Regions from separate parts of the Mus musculus genome. Here region 2 is linked to region 1. Evidence: chromatin loops called from intact Hi-C (ENCODE). Cell type or tissue: left cerebral cortex. All regions are shown on one strand.

Region 1 (8,000 bases):
TACCCTGACTATCTGCATACACCCCTTCCCATCCTGTCTTACCCCACCTCTCCTCAAAGATGACAGTTACACTCCTGTTTCTAGGCTTTTAAACTTGTGGTTGCCTCTGCCTGGAATACTCTTCTCTCAGATAATTCTATGGCATACTTTTTCCCTGCCTTACAAATGCGACCTTATAAGAGGGCTTCATGGTCATATCCTAAAAGCTGTGTGCAGGGCTTACACATGTGTGCCACCATCTCTCCTTACTCTCTTACCTCCAGTGGTTCTGATAGCTTTGTTACACTATGATTGGATGTGTAATAGAAACCCAAATACTGGCATAAATAAGTAAATTCCTCAATACAAAGCATGTGAATAGTACTGTAAAATTACAACATAATGCTAACATGTCTTACAGTAGTTATAGACAATTAGAACTATAAACTATGAAATCAACTTCTTTCCCCATCTTTACTGATCTAGAAAATAGGATCTCTCACTGGAACCCCATGCTGGCCAGGGAGACATATTAAATAGTTCATTTAAAATTCCTACAACTTCTGGAATTAGCCAACAAAATAAGAAAATGACATCTTCAATTTAAGGCCAGTATCAAATTGAGCTGCACACCCTGAACTAGTTCTCTTTATGCCTAAGCATGGATGTAGTTTGTCCTTTGTAGTCTGAGATGATGTAGGAGTTGAAAGCCAGGAACATGAGGAAGGGGTCACTCCTATTTCATTTCTTGAATTATTTTACATTCAGATACAACATCAGTAGCAGAAGCAAGGCACAACCCTAGCATAGGAGAGGGAAGTGTCGGCGGCCTGACTGGCAGTTTGAGTGCAAGTGGAAGCCACATGGATCGAATAGGCACCATTAGAGACAACCTGAGTGAGACAGCGAGCACCATGGCATTAGCTGGAGCTAGTATCACGGGCAGTCTGTCGGGAAGTGCCATGGTAAACTGTTTCAACAGGTAAGTAAGAGCTGTTTGCTTTGTTTTGTTAAAGACCAGATATTAATTAGATGAACAATTTAAATACAAAGCATGATAATTATCCTAAGGTTAAAAAATAAAATTTGGGGAAAGTTGATAAGATTTTTTTGTTGTTGTTTTTTGTATTTTGTGTTTTTTTACTGTACTTGATACTGATGGAATAAAAACTAAGTCCTGAGGAATAACATTGCCCCTGTTAAAGCTCACCTAATTGCTGGAGCTGTGTGAGTGAAGGGAAGGCCATGACTTGCCTGGTCCCTGCTTCTGTGGGACAGACTGAATGTCCGAGGGAGGGAGGGAGACTTGACCCGCCGGTGCCCCAGATCCTGACACCAGCCTGGAGCAGTCAGTCGCCCTGCACCCTAAAGTGACAATGACCATCTCTCACTAAGTCTCACTCATACCCATAGAGATACAAGGAAAAATTAACATAATTATCTTACCTTGTTTTGTTTGTTTTTCTGATTCACCATTTCTGTTTTAGCTTTTTTATGTGAAGGAAGGTAGATGAATTAAAAGATAAATCAGTTTAGTTTGGGTAGTTTATAGTTGGACAGAAATTAATTGTAGTCGTATATATTGTTACCTCTTATTACACAATCAGATGTGGGCTGAAGTTGTTTATTAGAACCCTTTCAGTATAGAATTTTTTTTTTCATTATTATTTGAGATGGAGTCTCACTATATAGCCCTGGCTAACCTAAAACTCAACATATAGGCCAGGCTGCCCTCAAACTCAAATGATCAGCCTGCCTTTGTCTCCTAAGGGGATAGGATTAAAGATGCTTGCTACCATATGCAGTTAATAGAGGATAATAATTTTTTTAATTACTTGCTGATTTTTTTATGTTTATCAGTCAGTATATTCTGACTTTGTATTGTGTATTGAAACATGACAAAGGACTGTATCCTAGTGAAAATGAAGGAGAGCTTTAAGATGTTTTTGTTTGTTTTTCTCCTTTTGGTCATGTTCTCTTGACTCTCTTGGGCGGATGTTGTTCAGTATACCACATTATTATCTGTATCGTCAAACAAATGGGAACCGAAGAGTTGCAGTGTCTAACACTTCATTACTGAAGCTTTTATCTGACTTATATATAAAGATAGGCATTATGATTGCTAAGCTATAAATGATGGAGGGCTTATATAACCTTTCCCTTTAAGGTTGGAAGTACAAGCAGACGTACAGAAAGAACGGTGTAGTCTCAGTGGAGAGTCTGGCACAGTGAGCTTGGGAACAGTTAGTGATAACGCCAGCACCAAAGCAATGGCGGGATCCATTCTCAACTCCTACATCCCTCTGGACAGGTAAGAAAGCGTGCTTCTTCCTATAAGATCAGAGCGTTTTTTAAAATTTAAATTAAAAGGAATTATCCCTGTCAGTGGGCACAGTCTCTGAGAAAACAGTGAGCTGTTCAGAGGAAGAACTCCGTTAAGGGAAAAAGTAACTGTGGTTGTGAAGAGCAGGGAGGAGAGGCCTGTGGTATAGAACTGTGTGGCTGTGAAGAGCAGGGAGGAGAGGCCTGTGGTGTAGAACTGTGTGGCTGTGAAGAGCAGGGAGGAGAGGCCTGTGGTGTAGACACAGGCTGAATGATGAAAAATGTCCTGAGGTAGGAAATGCTGATGGCTGTGCCCACAACAGAAAAACAGTAAATGTACCTACTGCTGTTTTTAAACGTGAAGCATTAGCCCTACCAGACCTGAGACCCTGCGTTTAATTAACCCACAGCCTGACCTCCTGAGCAAAAGTTTGAAAAAAAAGAAAGAAGAAAAGTAGAGAGAGACTTCAGAAAACTGTTAATAACATGCATTAACAGTGGTTAGATTTAGATGAAACTTGGAGAGATTGTAGAAAGTAGGTCTGCCTTGCTTCTATCGCTGGTACTCCAGCTTCTGTGTGCCAGGCTGCCCAACGGGGAGAGCCTTCCTTGACTCAGGTCAAAAAGCACAGGTACTTTTTGTAGTGTGTGCACCAGAACCTTGGTCTTGAATCTCTTGTGTAGGTTGTCCTTGTATGATACTCCAGGGTTCTATCTGTTGTACGTAAGGGCTTCTCCATGCACACAGGACATAGCACACACATAGTCACTTGAAGTGCCCAGCAGAATTTCAGGGAAATGGTAGCCTGTGGTCCCTGATAAACAAGGAGAGAAGATCTGTGCCCATGCTTTCTTCAGTGACATGACCTGGACTGTTCACTGGCCCATTATTATCCTTACTGACGCTTAGATCCACATTTGGTGCCACAGAGTTGCTAGTCCATCCCTCATTGAGCACACCAGGATCTCCCCTGTCACTTGGTTGAGGGGCACAGGCACGCCCCCTTCTTCCAACACTGTCTTTGATTTTTAGAATCACTACTTTCATTTTCACTCAGTGCTTCTTCATAATCATCACTTAAATCAAAAAGAGAAAGGTTAATCCTTGCTAAATTCTCCCTCCTCAGAGTAAGAATTGTGTAAAATATCACCACTTGTTGAACTTAGCAGTGAGTTGACCTCATCCATTTACCCATTGAAGTGCTCAGTTCATTACGTTCTTGCTTCATGGTCAATTTTCCCCCTAAATCACTTCAAAATACAACCCAATCAGACATTTGCAATCAGCTAACATCATGCTAGCTCAAGACTTAGCAGCAGTTGGGTGTTATTTTTATCTCTTGGTAACAAGGCCTCTGCTATTCTATGCTGGGAACTGGGTTTTACAGACGTTTATGTTATTCCCACTATAGTGGGAACTTGGCCTGATTGGGTTGGAGAGAAGGCTCAGCAGTCCGTACCCCTTTTCTAGAACACCTAGGTTCAGTTCTCACTGAGCCCACGTTAGTGATTCATAGCTACCTGTAACTCCAGTCTCTGGGGGTCTCATGCCCTCTTCTGGCCTCTGCTGCCATATTCAGATACTCTCCTGGCCTCTGCTGGCACCTGCTCGCTCATCGCTCATGTGTGTGTGTGTGTGTGTGTGTGTGTGTGTGTGTGTGTGTGTGTGTGTGTGTGTATTTTAAAAGAAGTATTAAGATGATCCTCTTGGCAGTGTTCATAGTGATGTACACCTTTAATCCCAGCACTCAGGAGGCAGAGGCAGACAGCTCTCTTAAGTTCTAGATCAGCCAGGTTGCATAGTCAGTTACACCCTGTCTCAAACACAACAAGGACGGTCCTCTTACTTGTGGTTTTGTTAGTAGAATGTAATCTGCATTAAAATGCTCCAACAGCTTCTCTGTGTAGGCTTTAGAATTCTCATGGAAAAGCCTCTCTGCCTTTGTTCTCATCCCCACAGAAATACAAGTGAAGCCAGACTTAGCTTTATTTCTGTTACTCTCATTTCAGAGAAGGGAACAGCATGGAAGTGCAAGTGGATATTGAGTCAAAGCCATTCAAGTTCCGACACAACAGTGGAAGCAGCAGTGTGGATGACAGTGGTGCTACCCGAGGCCACACAGGCGGGGCGTCCAGTGGCTTGCCCGAAGGTAAATCCAGTGCTACCAAGTGGTCCAAGGAAGCAACAGGAGGAAAAAAGTCAAAAAGTGGTAAACTGAGGAAAAAGGGTAACATGAAGATCAATGAGACCAGAGAGGACATGGATGCACAGTTGTTAGAGCAACAAAGCACGAACTCAAGTGAGTTTGAGGCGCCATCCCTCAGTGACAGCATGCCGTCTGTAGCAGATTCCCACTCCAGTCATTTTTCTGAATTTAGCTGCTCAGACTTAGAAAGCATGAGAACGTCCTGTAGTCACGGCTCCAGTGATTGCCACGCCCGCTTCACAGCTGTGAACACCCTTCCTGAGGTAGAAAACGACCGACTGGAGAACTCACCACACCAGTGCAGCAGCGCTCTGCTTTCCAAAGCTGCTTCCTGTTCAGATGTCCCACAGCCCAGCCATGCTGCAGACGAGCATGGCACCAGCAGAAGTGGGGGGAAGCCTATGGTGGATTTGTGTTTTGGTGATGCACTGAGAGAGACAAATAATAACCACTCGCACCAGACAGCAGACCTGAAAGTTGCTGTCCAGACTGAAATTTAGGCCCGTGAATGCTGCAGAGTAAGAACCACTGAACAACCGTGTTGGGAGCTGGTTGAACCATGTGCGACTGTTAAGCTTAAGTTACCAGCAAAAGCCAGGTTTCATAATCGTAATGCAAATACATTTTGTATGTCTAGCAAAGCATTGTGTTTCATGTTGATATTAATTACCAAATTATGAATTGAAGGCTTTAAAGTGCGTTAGTACAAGATAGTAACATAAGAAAAAGGCATGTTTTGTGTTCTTGTCACAAAACACTGCTTGATGCACATACCTGTGTATTTAGATAGAAATTTGACTTAATTTATAACCGTATGATACTAACACTGTTCTACGGCATTCTTAAGGAAGATGGAGGCTTAGGGATGAGTGGTTAGTGACATTTTATTGAAACCACTAAGGGATGGAACGTGGCAGATTACTCAGTACATGATCCTCTTGGTAACATTTCTCTTCATAACTGAGCTGAAATTTCATTTCTTCATATGCAATGTGGATATCAAGCTTAATGCAGCCCATTGGTAACCATTTGGATACTTAGACACTTGAGCAAGATGGTGGCAGTTTTTGCACAACTCTGAAGTAGAAATACTTGGTACTGTTACATATCTCAAGTGTGGTTGTTGCCATTTTAGAAGACGGTAAAAGGTAACTAAGGGACTGACAGTGGCAGAAGACGGTCCCATTAGGATGGAAGTATTACAGTCACCTGTCACTAAGGCAAGTTAGTGCCCTTTGATTCTTGGTGCCTTTGGGAGAGACTGGGTTTTATGAGCCTCGTCATTTGAGGATTTTTCTCTATCATTTCCCATAATGTCTTCTCTAGTCACCTTGGATTATATAGAAAAATACAGGAAATAGGTAAACATGAATGTGATTATTAACTACACTGAAAAAGTATTCACCTACCAAAGACACACTCAGGCTTTAGTAAATTTAACGTTACATAACCTCAATTTTTAACATGTATATCTTTTTGAACCATGAAATCAAAACAATGCAGAGCTTGTACCAAGCTTATATAAAAGGTCTACGTGTGGCTTTGTTTCCTTTTCCTTTTGTTTACGGGGGATGTTCAGCTGACACGAGCAGAAGTTGGCCAAAATACTGCCTGCACTATTGACTTCCCACACAGCTCTCCCGGCAGACTAACCTCATAGTGGTCAAGTACTCCACCTTAGGTGTTTCCTCTAAGTGTTACCATTATGGTGCTACTGAGCATTTTCTTTTGGTAAACAAGGAAAATGTCCGGGCTGCAGCCGTGTGCCGTCCGTCGTTTTCCTCGCTGCATCCATTAATCTGCTTAGAGAACACTAGTGCCAGCTCTTTTAGCTGATACTGCTCATTATGGTATTTGTACATTTGTTTGCATTCCAATTTTGTTCAGTAATGAGTGTGTGAACAGCAGACATGAAATAAATGTAAATACTAATGGATTTGGTGTGTGCCCAGGAATTTTTACAACAATGGATTACTCATTTGTTATATTAGTTGGGGTTCTCTATAGGGACAGAATTGATAAAATGAATCTATACAAATAGAAAAGGAGATTTGTGGCTTACTACAGGCTGTGGTCCAGCTAGTCGAACAATGTTTGTCTACCAGTAACACTCCAAGAATACCGTAACTATTTAGTCCATAAGGCTGATGTCTCACCTGGTCTTCTGTATATGACAGAATCCCAAAGAAGTAGGCTCTAATGCCAGTGAAAGAATAGACTTCACTTTTGCAAACTGCAAAAGCTTCCTTTTTCATGTTTTTTATCTAGGCTGCCTCTAGAAGGCATGGCTCACACTAAAGGTAGACAGATCTTCCTACCTCAAGATCCAGGTTAAAGGTGGGTCTGGCCATTTCAAATGATTTAATTCCGAACAATCCCTCACAAATGTGTTCACCTGATTGAATTTTAATTCCAGATGTAATTTTTACTATGTAAAGCCATCACATTTGATATGTTGCAAAATTCATCAACGTTACAAGCCATTGAGATGATTCTGAGTTAGCCCAAAGAAAATACTTGCTGAATTTCTTAACCAACAATATTAGAACTAACCTTTTTCTCCATGGCAGATTTCCACCTTTATTCCCCTCCTCCCTGTGGATTCTTTTTTATCTTTTTCTTCTTTTTAGTTCTAGCTGTCCTGGAACTTACTATGCTAAACCAGGCTGGACTTGAACTCAGAGATCCTTCAGCCTCTGCTTCTTTTGAGTGCTGGAATTGCAGGCATTCACCACCATGCCCAGCTTCTATTTTATGAACACTGTGTTTTGGAAATTTTTTGAATTTATACAAAGCTATAAAGGTAAATTTTTTATTGTTTTTAAAAATTAATATATGAGCCGGGTGTGGTGGCGCACGCCTTTAATCCCAGCACTCGAGAGGCAGAGGCAGGCAGATTTCTGAGTTCGAGGCCAGGCTGGTCTACAAAGTGAGTTTCAGGACAGCCAGGGCTATACAGAGAAACCCTGTCTTGAAACCCCCCCCAAAAAATTAATATTTGATGGGGCGCACATAACATTCAAATATAGATCACAACTTTTTGAAGTAGTTCTGTTCTTCTACTTTTATTTGGGTCTTTAAGATAAAACGCAGGTTCTCAGGCTTGTGCCACAAAGCACCTTTACCTGCTGAGCCATCCTGCCAGCCTGTTTTACTTATAGGACTCTGGTTTTTGGATTTTTATTTGGTTAGTTTTGTTTGGGGGGGAAGTTGGTTTTTTGTTTGTATTTTTAGTATGTTTTTGTTTGTTTGTTTGTTTGGTTGGTTGGTTGGTTGGTTGGTTCAGGTTGTTGTTGAACTCATGATTCTCCTGCCTCAGCCTCCCAAGTATTATAATTAGATTCACAAAAGATCATGCCTTGCTATCTGTTGATGTTTGTATGTGCATTGTATTTGTGTGTTGCATGTGATAGATGTCTTGTTAGTTTGTCTGATTGTATCATTCAGACCTGATCTTGATCAAACTCTAGCCCTAAATTGTATGTACAGTGT
Region 2 (8,000 bases), 250 kb before region 1:
AGAATTAGAGCAGAAGCCTGTGGTATTGGAGTAGGAAGTCAGTAACCGGGGATCAGAGGGTGTTCTGAGTAAGACCAGCAGGGACGGTGCCAGCAGCGGCCTTGAAGCTGGCTGGAGCCTTGGCAGCAGGTGTGCCAGAGATTTCTCCCTGTTTGGTCCCTAGAGGGGGCTCAGGCAGAGACTGAAGGATATAGAAGAAATATCCATAAAGTGAGGGGGGGGCCTTTAGATGGTCAGATATCCCTGTGCATTACAACCAGGAGTGGCAGCTATGAGGGTGGTGAGGCCTCCCGGGTGTATCTGTTTCTGAAGTGGTGGTAACACCTATAATCACCTGATAAACCATAGCTACAAACCAAGATCAGCTCAGTCCAGGTAGAAGAAAGGATGAGTATTGCTGGAGAGACAGGCTGAAGGCCAAAGTCATATTTTCAAGCTGTCTTGAACCTGAAGCATGGCTTTAATTTGTCGCTGTTTCTTCTTATGCCTCTGTAGCTTAAGATACAAAACATTTCTGATTCATTTCACTTTCCAGAATCCAAAACCTGTGCCTTCTGGGGTATAATTTGTCCCATGAGCTCAACAGTAAGAAACTTGTTATAGCATCTGGAGCCCGTGAGGTCATCGTCTTCTAAAAGCCTCTTCAAGAACAATTCTCATGTCACCGTGACCTTTCTGAACAGTGTGGTCCTCTTGAGTGCCAGAACAGCGCTCAGAGTAGCAGCTATTCAAACTTTAAAGAAAGAATTGTTAAGAGTTAGTTTGTCACGTCTCTAGTGACAGGTCATACGGAACATTTTGAAAAGTGAGAACATTTACCATTATCGCCAGTCTCCTTAGTATTAGTCATAGTGTGAATGACAAAATGTGGTTTTAAGAGATAGTGAATAAGAACTGGAAGAGAACTCAGGCATGTATGTAAAATAGCAAGGAGCTTTAACTCCTGGGGTCTGAGTCTCCACTGGATGATCCGCCCAGGCAGGAGATATTATTCACAGTTGAGGCTGGCGGGTCTGAGTGTGGCTGTGTAGGGAGTGCTCTGCGTTCAGGGAGCTCGTTCTCCCTGTGCTGCCACACTGACCTTTGAGCTTCTGAACAGTCTGTACAGATAGCCGGAGTGGAGGCTGCAGAGACGGCTCCGTGGCTAAGAGAGTAGTGTGCTCTTCCAGCGGACCCACTTATGTGCGGTGACTCAAAGCCTCCTGAAACTCCACTTCCAGGGGAGCCTGCGCCTCTGACCTCTCTACACATGCACAGCGCTACCCCCACCACATATCCATAATTCCTGGGTGCTGACGTGGGACCTGCCAGACTCAGTCCGTGTCTCTGAAAGACTCCCCAGAGCTCTGAGAGACTGCACCCGCCTGCCTGTGTGACACCTTGCTGGGAGAGGCTGTGCGCAGGCTGGCTTAGTGGAATGGAGACTTGCTTTGATTTGTTCCTCTTCTACTTGAAAGTATTCTGTTGGAGGAACTCCAGGACTTGCTGGATCTGCTCTGCCTCAGTTACAGGCATTCCCCGCTTTCCACCCCACCACAGTTTCCTACGTGACAGAATGATTCAGCTACAACCTGATGCCTGCCTGGGATCCCTTACGTAGTCTTAGCCCATTATCTGGGCTTGGCATTGTGAGAAGGAGAAAACTCCTCATTTTCTTATTACATCCTGGTCCTTGAACTCATCCTACCTCACTAGGTCTCAAAAGATGACCCCTACACATCATCGCCAAGAGAGGAGCGAGCCAGAGCTCCCTGTAACGATGAGATACTTCCCGGCCATCAGAGAGGTTTCAGCTTTAGACATCCAACAGCTGTGTGCCAGGGCCTTCTCCCAATTCAGGGTCATTTAGCAACAATGCTGTTTTAACAGCTGTTGGGAAGGAAAGCTGGCCGCTTGCAGTTATGTGTTAGGTCCAACCGAGGCCTCCGGGGTAGCATACCAACTTTGTAAGAGTGGCTGGGTTTTAAGGGTCTATAAAGGTCACTTGGTGTAATACTATGATGTGTGTAGCCTCATGGCAGTCAGACAGCCCAGAGATGTCTACTAGACCGTCTTCGCGGCTGTGTGAAGGAAGAAGTCGCTCCCCGTGTTGTTCAGATAGAGGCTTTGCCTGAAGGATGCAGCACCTGCCAGCCACTGCATAATTCTATTTTCACGTACAAGGCAAGGCTGTCTCTAAAACTAAACCACGCTGATGCCTCACAAGGTGTCACTGTTGGATATGAGAAATGCTGTTAAATCAGCCGTTGTCTATCAGCGAGGGGCAGAACATAGAAGGCTCCACCTCCCAGGCCTTTAATGTCCAGGCAGTTCAGTATAGATCATAAACTGAAAAGGACCCCATGTAGTGAGAGTTTCAGACACTGCAGACTTACATAGCAAAGAATCTAGAAAACAAAAGTATTAACCTATCTAAACTAGCAATGATTACTTTTATGGAGATTTATTTAGATTGATTTAAATCTATTATCTTTTCTAAAAAAGTTGAGTTGTGACTAAACTCTAGTCAATAAAGCAATAAATAATCTAAATATTGCCAGAATACAGCAGACGCCCCTGTCTTAGTGATTTTAGTTTCTTGTTATCTCAGACAGTGAGAAATGCTTAGGCACAGCAAGGCCAGGAATTCAGTCACGTCCTGTCCACTAGAGGACATTGTCAAAGACTTTGTTATTGTTGTTCCACAAAACCTTACTTGTATTCAGTGACGACAGGATTGCTTTCAGAACGCTGTGCCGGCTGCTTCCTGTGGAGCAGTGACCCTGCAGAGCTGGATTGTTCTTGGGATGAGGGAGTCCATTTGGAATGTGAACACGTGTGTCTATCCCCTGGCCTGAGGTCTGTGGTGTGTGTCCACTTGGGTTATGAGCAGTCGCCGCTCCCTGGGAGATCTAGGAGTGCGCACGGGCATGGGTGGTTGCTTTCTAACTGGAAGCCACTGGACTCCTTTACAGGGATAAGAACAACCAAGAGCACGGAGACTCCAGGTTGGGCTCCCTCTCCCACACACTACTTCCCTCTGCTGCTTTCTGTGATGTTAGGCAGCGTATGCACTGAGATCTCACAGTCCTCCCCGCAGCCCTCCCCTCGGCCCTCCCCAAAGTCCTCCCCACAGCCCTCCCTGCCTTGTGCACTGAGATCTCATGGCCCCCTTCCCCAACATGCCAGTTTTGTATACATTTTGCTCCGGCATCTTAGCTTTAATACCTGCTTCTAATTGCTCCTCCATAGGTGTGATGTCACCAGTGCATTTGAACCAGGATTGTCGCACTTATTCATGCTTTCCCAGTGACTTTCAAAATGAAAATCAAATCCATACTGTATGAACTTGATTCTTGATTCTGGATAGGGAAAGAAATGTAAGGCTTCCAGCACAGCCCAGACGAAAGCACGTCACTTCCCATTAGTTTCCGGCCATGAAGAATTTGATCCTAGAACTTGTGTACTTTGATCCAAGACTGTGAATCTAGAATTTGGGATGTAAATGGAAAATCATGTTCCATAGAACTTACCATCAAGTCGGCAGCTCTCAAGCTTCTACCCAAACCTCCTTGCTTGTTGTTTAGGTTTCGGTCACAGCTGAGGCCTGAAGGACAGCTAGGGTAGGGTGAGTGATGGCATCAGTGCTGCACGCAGGGCAAGAGTTCTGAGACTGCACCACCCCTCACACCTGACCGCATACTTCTATGGCAGTGCCCACAAGTCTGCCTGTGTGCCTGTCTGTGGGCAGGCCTCATGCACACTGCCCTTACAAACCAGGGCCTCCGTGACAGCCAGTGTGCTTTCTGGGGCTTGGCTGCCCCCATTGTAGGCTACTCCAGATGTTGTGTTTTTACTCTGCCAGTTCTTGGAAGGTTTTTCTCCCCACTAGATGTCACCCCATTGCTAGAAGCTACTCTGTTACCCAGGGATGGACATGCCTTTCAAGTTTGCTTCCCGCACAGCAGGGTACTGTAGTGCCTGGGACTGTAATAACTGCAGCCTGAGGACTAAGTCACACAGCTGAGAAGGATCCAAACTGGTTTCACTCCCAGGCAGCGCAGCACCACACACATCTGGATTGGGTGGCCAAACTTTGTCAGCTCCCAGCAACAAGAAAACTGGCTCTACAGTCCTAAGAGTTGCTCCTCGCATGGGTCAGACTTCAGATCTCTCCCTCCTGCTTCTCTTGGATTTGGACTTTAAGTACAACCAGCTCAAATGACGGATTTCAGGCACAGTGAATGTTTAGTGATTGATGCTGCGCTTCTGTGACCCAGGCTGCTGCCCAGCACCCTGCTTCAACAGTTCTTCATAGGAATTGAGCCGGGTACACTGCTGCACCAAATGGGCCCAAGGGAAGTCTGAGGGTGGGTGACAAGCGATTTAAGAACAAGGCCTGGCAAGTGCAGGGGCTGCTGCAGAGACAAGAGCCAGACCGTTTGTCTGGCAGAGCTATATGCTCCGGGTCTTTGCGAACCTTTCCCCCACTTATGAACAGCATTTTCTTTCTAAGAGTTATTTGTGGAGCTAGGGTAGCTCAGTGGTTGACCTTGCTTTTGCAAAGCCCTGGGCTCCAATTTCATGACCCTGCAAAAATCAATCAGCTAAAGTTAGAGGTTAGCTTCCACTTACTCTGTGGCCAATATGCATTGAGAATCCAGAGGCTGAGGGTGACTTCCAGAGCCCGGCTTCTCCCTGAAGATGACACATGGAGGACTCTTTCCTGCCTGCACTTTGTCAGTAGTCACAGCTCCATGTCACAGTCACGCCCCTGTACTCTCCTTCTCACTCCCGAGTTGAGTGCCTGGCCGTCACTTGGGTGGCCTGGCCAGTGGCTGCTTCACCTCAGGTGTTCTGGGGAATGTGCACAGGCCCCCTGGCCGTGTGTGTCACGGAACAGTGCGCTCTTTATCACACTGCACCTTGTTATAGGTGACATTCCTTGATTGCTTGTCTCTAGTCTTTTCTGTATAACCCTGCACATTTCTGCCAGGTCTCTGTCTGAAAGACCAGGAAGACCACCCATCTCCTTGGCCTGAAGTCTAAAGGGACTCTTCCAGAAATTCATGGAGAGTGAAACTTAGCTTGAAGTTGTTAGGGTTACATAACATTCAGTAAAAACCCCAAGTATATGCCTGCTCCATTGGGCCCAGCACTGGAGGGACAGAAGGAACAGGTCCTCAGTGTGTACGGGCTGATGCCTGCCTCAGAGCCAAGAGGAGGTAGACACAGTGCTCTGGAGCCAGGCAGCCTGGGCTGCAGAGCCGAATAGAGAGGCTGAGAACCTGCCAGGCTCGGTGCCTCTGGGCTCTGCACTCCCGGACCCTCGGGAAGGGGCTTAGATACAGTCAGTTGGCCTAGTACCCAGTTCCATTAGTGTTCCAGGCAGATTTCACCTGAGAAACTGTGCAAGCTGAGCCTGTGAATTAGAGCCTTCTCCACAGGGGCTGGCAAGATGGCGCAGAAGATAAAGCTGCTTGCAGCCCAGTTGGATGGCCTGAGTTTGATGCCTGGGACCCACATGGTAGAAGGAGAGAACCAATTTCCACAAGCTGTTCTCTGGCCCTCTCACATGTACAGTGGCATGCACACATGGTGTGCACAGACATACACATGATAGAAAAATAAATGAATTGTTTTTAAAGAGCCTTCTCTGTAAACACCCGGTCTCTGCGTTGCTGTCTCTCTTCAGAGTTCCTTTTGAGAGACTTGACTTTCTTCTCAGCTGAAGTGAAGGGCAGGAGAGAGCTGGTGAAGCAGGGTGGGCTGTGGCTAAGGCAGCACACCGTGGCTAAGGCAGCACAGGGCTAGCTTTTCAGTGCGAGCTCTCTGGAACACTAATGGGACTTGGTACTAGAGCTGCCTACTATGTGCCTAGCCTCCAGGGAATTCAGATCACAGAACCCAGGTGGAGTGGGGGCTTTGGTGCTGTGAATTGTACCCTGGGCACAGCTGCTGCCTTGGCCTGTGTCTGTCTTCCTCATCTCAGTTCTTAGACACTGGGAGTTTCGAAAAACCGAGTACTGAGGTGACCATAAGACAGCAGAAGAGGTTAATTCTGTAGAAGTCTGTTGATTTAATGACATTTAAAAATCAGTGTGTTGGTTCCTTTAACTTTTAAAACGAAGTCTTAAGTCCTGCACCTCAGATAGAGTGTTCTGCAGGGTAGATTGCGTTGGCTCGTGGGCTTTCCCCACGGGTACTTTTGTTAGCTCTATAGAGCATCTCTCGTAAGAAGGAAGAGTCTGAAGAAGAATTTCCACGCAGTAAGAGTGCCAGCTGTAATGTGCACACGTAGCGATGGCTCGTTCTACAGCTCAAAGTTCACACGAGTTCCCTTTTAAGGTCATGACTTAAAATCTAATTGTATTTTAGCTTTAAAAATATTTCAGCCCTTTATTGTGATAAAAATGAAGAGTTTTACAGTAATTTAATTGCCACTTTGATCCTGCAGATATGAAGAAAAGGAATTCTTTTAGCGGAAAATAAGACACAGTAGATACTTTTGTGATTGTTGTTTGTTTGGTAAGGAAATGTATTCCAAGCGTGAGATAAGAATGGTGATAGAGTTCCTCTGCCTGCCTGCCTGCCACAGGCCTCACCAGCTGTCCCTCGCCTCCTTCCACTGCAGGAGTGGCCGTCCACCACAGACGATGTCCTACGTTTTTGTGAATGATTCTTCACAGACTAACGTGCCCTTGCTCCAAGCTTGCATCGATGGGGACTTCACCTATTCCAAGAGGCTTTTGGAAAGTGGCTTTGATCCAAATATCCGAGACAGCAGAGGCAGAACGGGCCTTCACCTCGCCGCGGCCCGAGGGAATGTGGACATCTGCCAGCTGCTGCATAAGTTTGGAGCTGATCCACTGGCCACAGATTACCAGGGGAACACGGCCCTCCACCTGTGTGGCCATGTGGACACCATTCAGTTCTTAGTTTCCAACGGACTCAAAATTGATATTTGGTGAGTTCTCTGTTCCCATTAGATAGATGTGCAGGCCATGGGCTGACCACCACCTGATCCATTGTAATGACAAGTTCTGGAAGGTACGGAAGCCTGTGCACTCAGTAGGGCAGTGTGGGAGCCCTAGAGCTCCATGTGCAAGTGCATGTGTGTGTGTACGTGCAAGTGTGCCCGTGCACCCGTGTGTGTGTGTGTGTGTGTGTGTGTGTGTGTGTGTGTGGTGTGCCTGTGTGTGTGCCTGTGTGTGTTTGTGGTGTGTGCATATGTGTGTGTGCCTGTGTTTGTGTATAGTGTGTGCATGTGTGTGTGTGCTTCTGTGTGTGTGTGTGCATGTGTGTGAAACAGTAGCTGGTTTCTGTTAATTATGAACATATAACTCAACAACAGAAGGAAGAGGACGGTTTTATCAGCTTGTTCTAAGGTCACAGTAGTGCTCCCTGTAGTGGCTTCATTTGAATTATTTTTTAGATTTTTCCCATGTAGGTATCTGTCTGTTGTATGCAGGTATCTGTCTGTTGTATGCAGGTATCTGTCTGTCTGTTGTATGCAGGTATCTGTCTGTTATATGCAGGTATGTCTGTTGTATGCAGGTATCTATTGTATGCAGGTATTTGTTTGTCTGTTGTATGCAGGAATCTGTCTGTTGTATGCAGGTATCTATTGTATGCAGGTATTTGTTTGTCTGTTGTATGCAGGTATCTGTCTGTTGTATGCAGGTATCTGTCTGTTGAGCATTATTCCTCAGCCCTCCCTTTTCTCATGTTACACACGAGACAGGCATGTCAAGAAGTCATCTAGCTTAGAGAGACTGGAGTCCTATGTCTCCTGTCAGGCATGCTGGCCCATCATAGCTGTGGGCCTGAGTCCTCTTCAGGTGGAGGACACTGCGGGGGTCTGTGTTGTTGGACAGTAACACCCGATCTCCTGCGTGGAAGGGCCAGCTCCCCTCAAAGCTGAGCTTGAACTTGAAGCTGCAGGTTCCTGCTTTCAGAGCATGGCCGCAGGACAGAGCGGGGCAGCAGCTGACAGTGGAGTCAGCATGGTCGAGTCTGCT

The links. Peaks named below come from ENCODE experiments on the same cell type or tissue, not always from the same donor. Only the 100,000 strongest peaks of a DNase experiment are listed, where the experiment ranks them.
Region 2: it touches region 1 in a loop (2.6-fold over the local background); 3 of 42 quality-filtered maps call a loop at or near these places.

What each region holds. Positions count from the first base shown.
Region 1 is chr15:36,238,377-36,246,376 of GRCm38, reverse strand. It overlaps Rnf19a (ring finger protein 19A), which reads left to right. Exons shown (of 10, transcript NM_013923.2): 8 at 748-961; 9 at 2,147-2,290; 10 at 4,312-6,443. The coding sequence ends at 5,008. Mir8097 (microRNA 8097) reads left to right here and starts at 6,213; the gene lies at 6,213-6,331. In left cerebral cortex, no CTCF peak of the experiment used is centred here; a DNase peak (open chromatin) is centred at 3,691.
Region 2 is chr15:36,484,741-36,492,740 of GRCm38, reverse strand. Ankrd46 (ankyrin repeat domain 46) reads left to right here. Exons shown (of 5, transcript NM_175134.4): 3 at 6,614-6,946. The coding sequence starts at 6,636. Among named protein-coding and RNA genes, the nearest start is that of Ankrd46, 8.0 kb to the left of the region's middle. In left cerebral cortex, CTCF peaks have their summits at 2,641 (motif pointing right) and 3,871 (motif pointing right); DNase peaks (open chromatin) are centred at 1,434, 2,794 and 3,871; H3K27ac peaks cover 1,185 bases.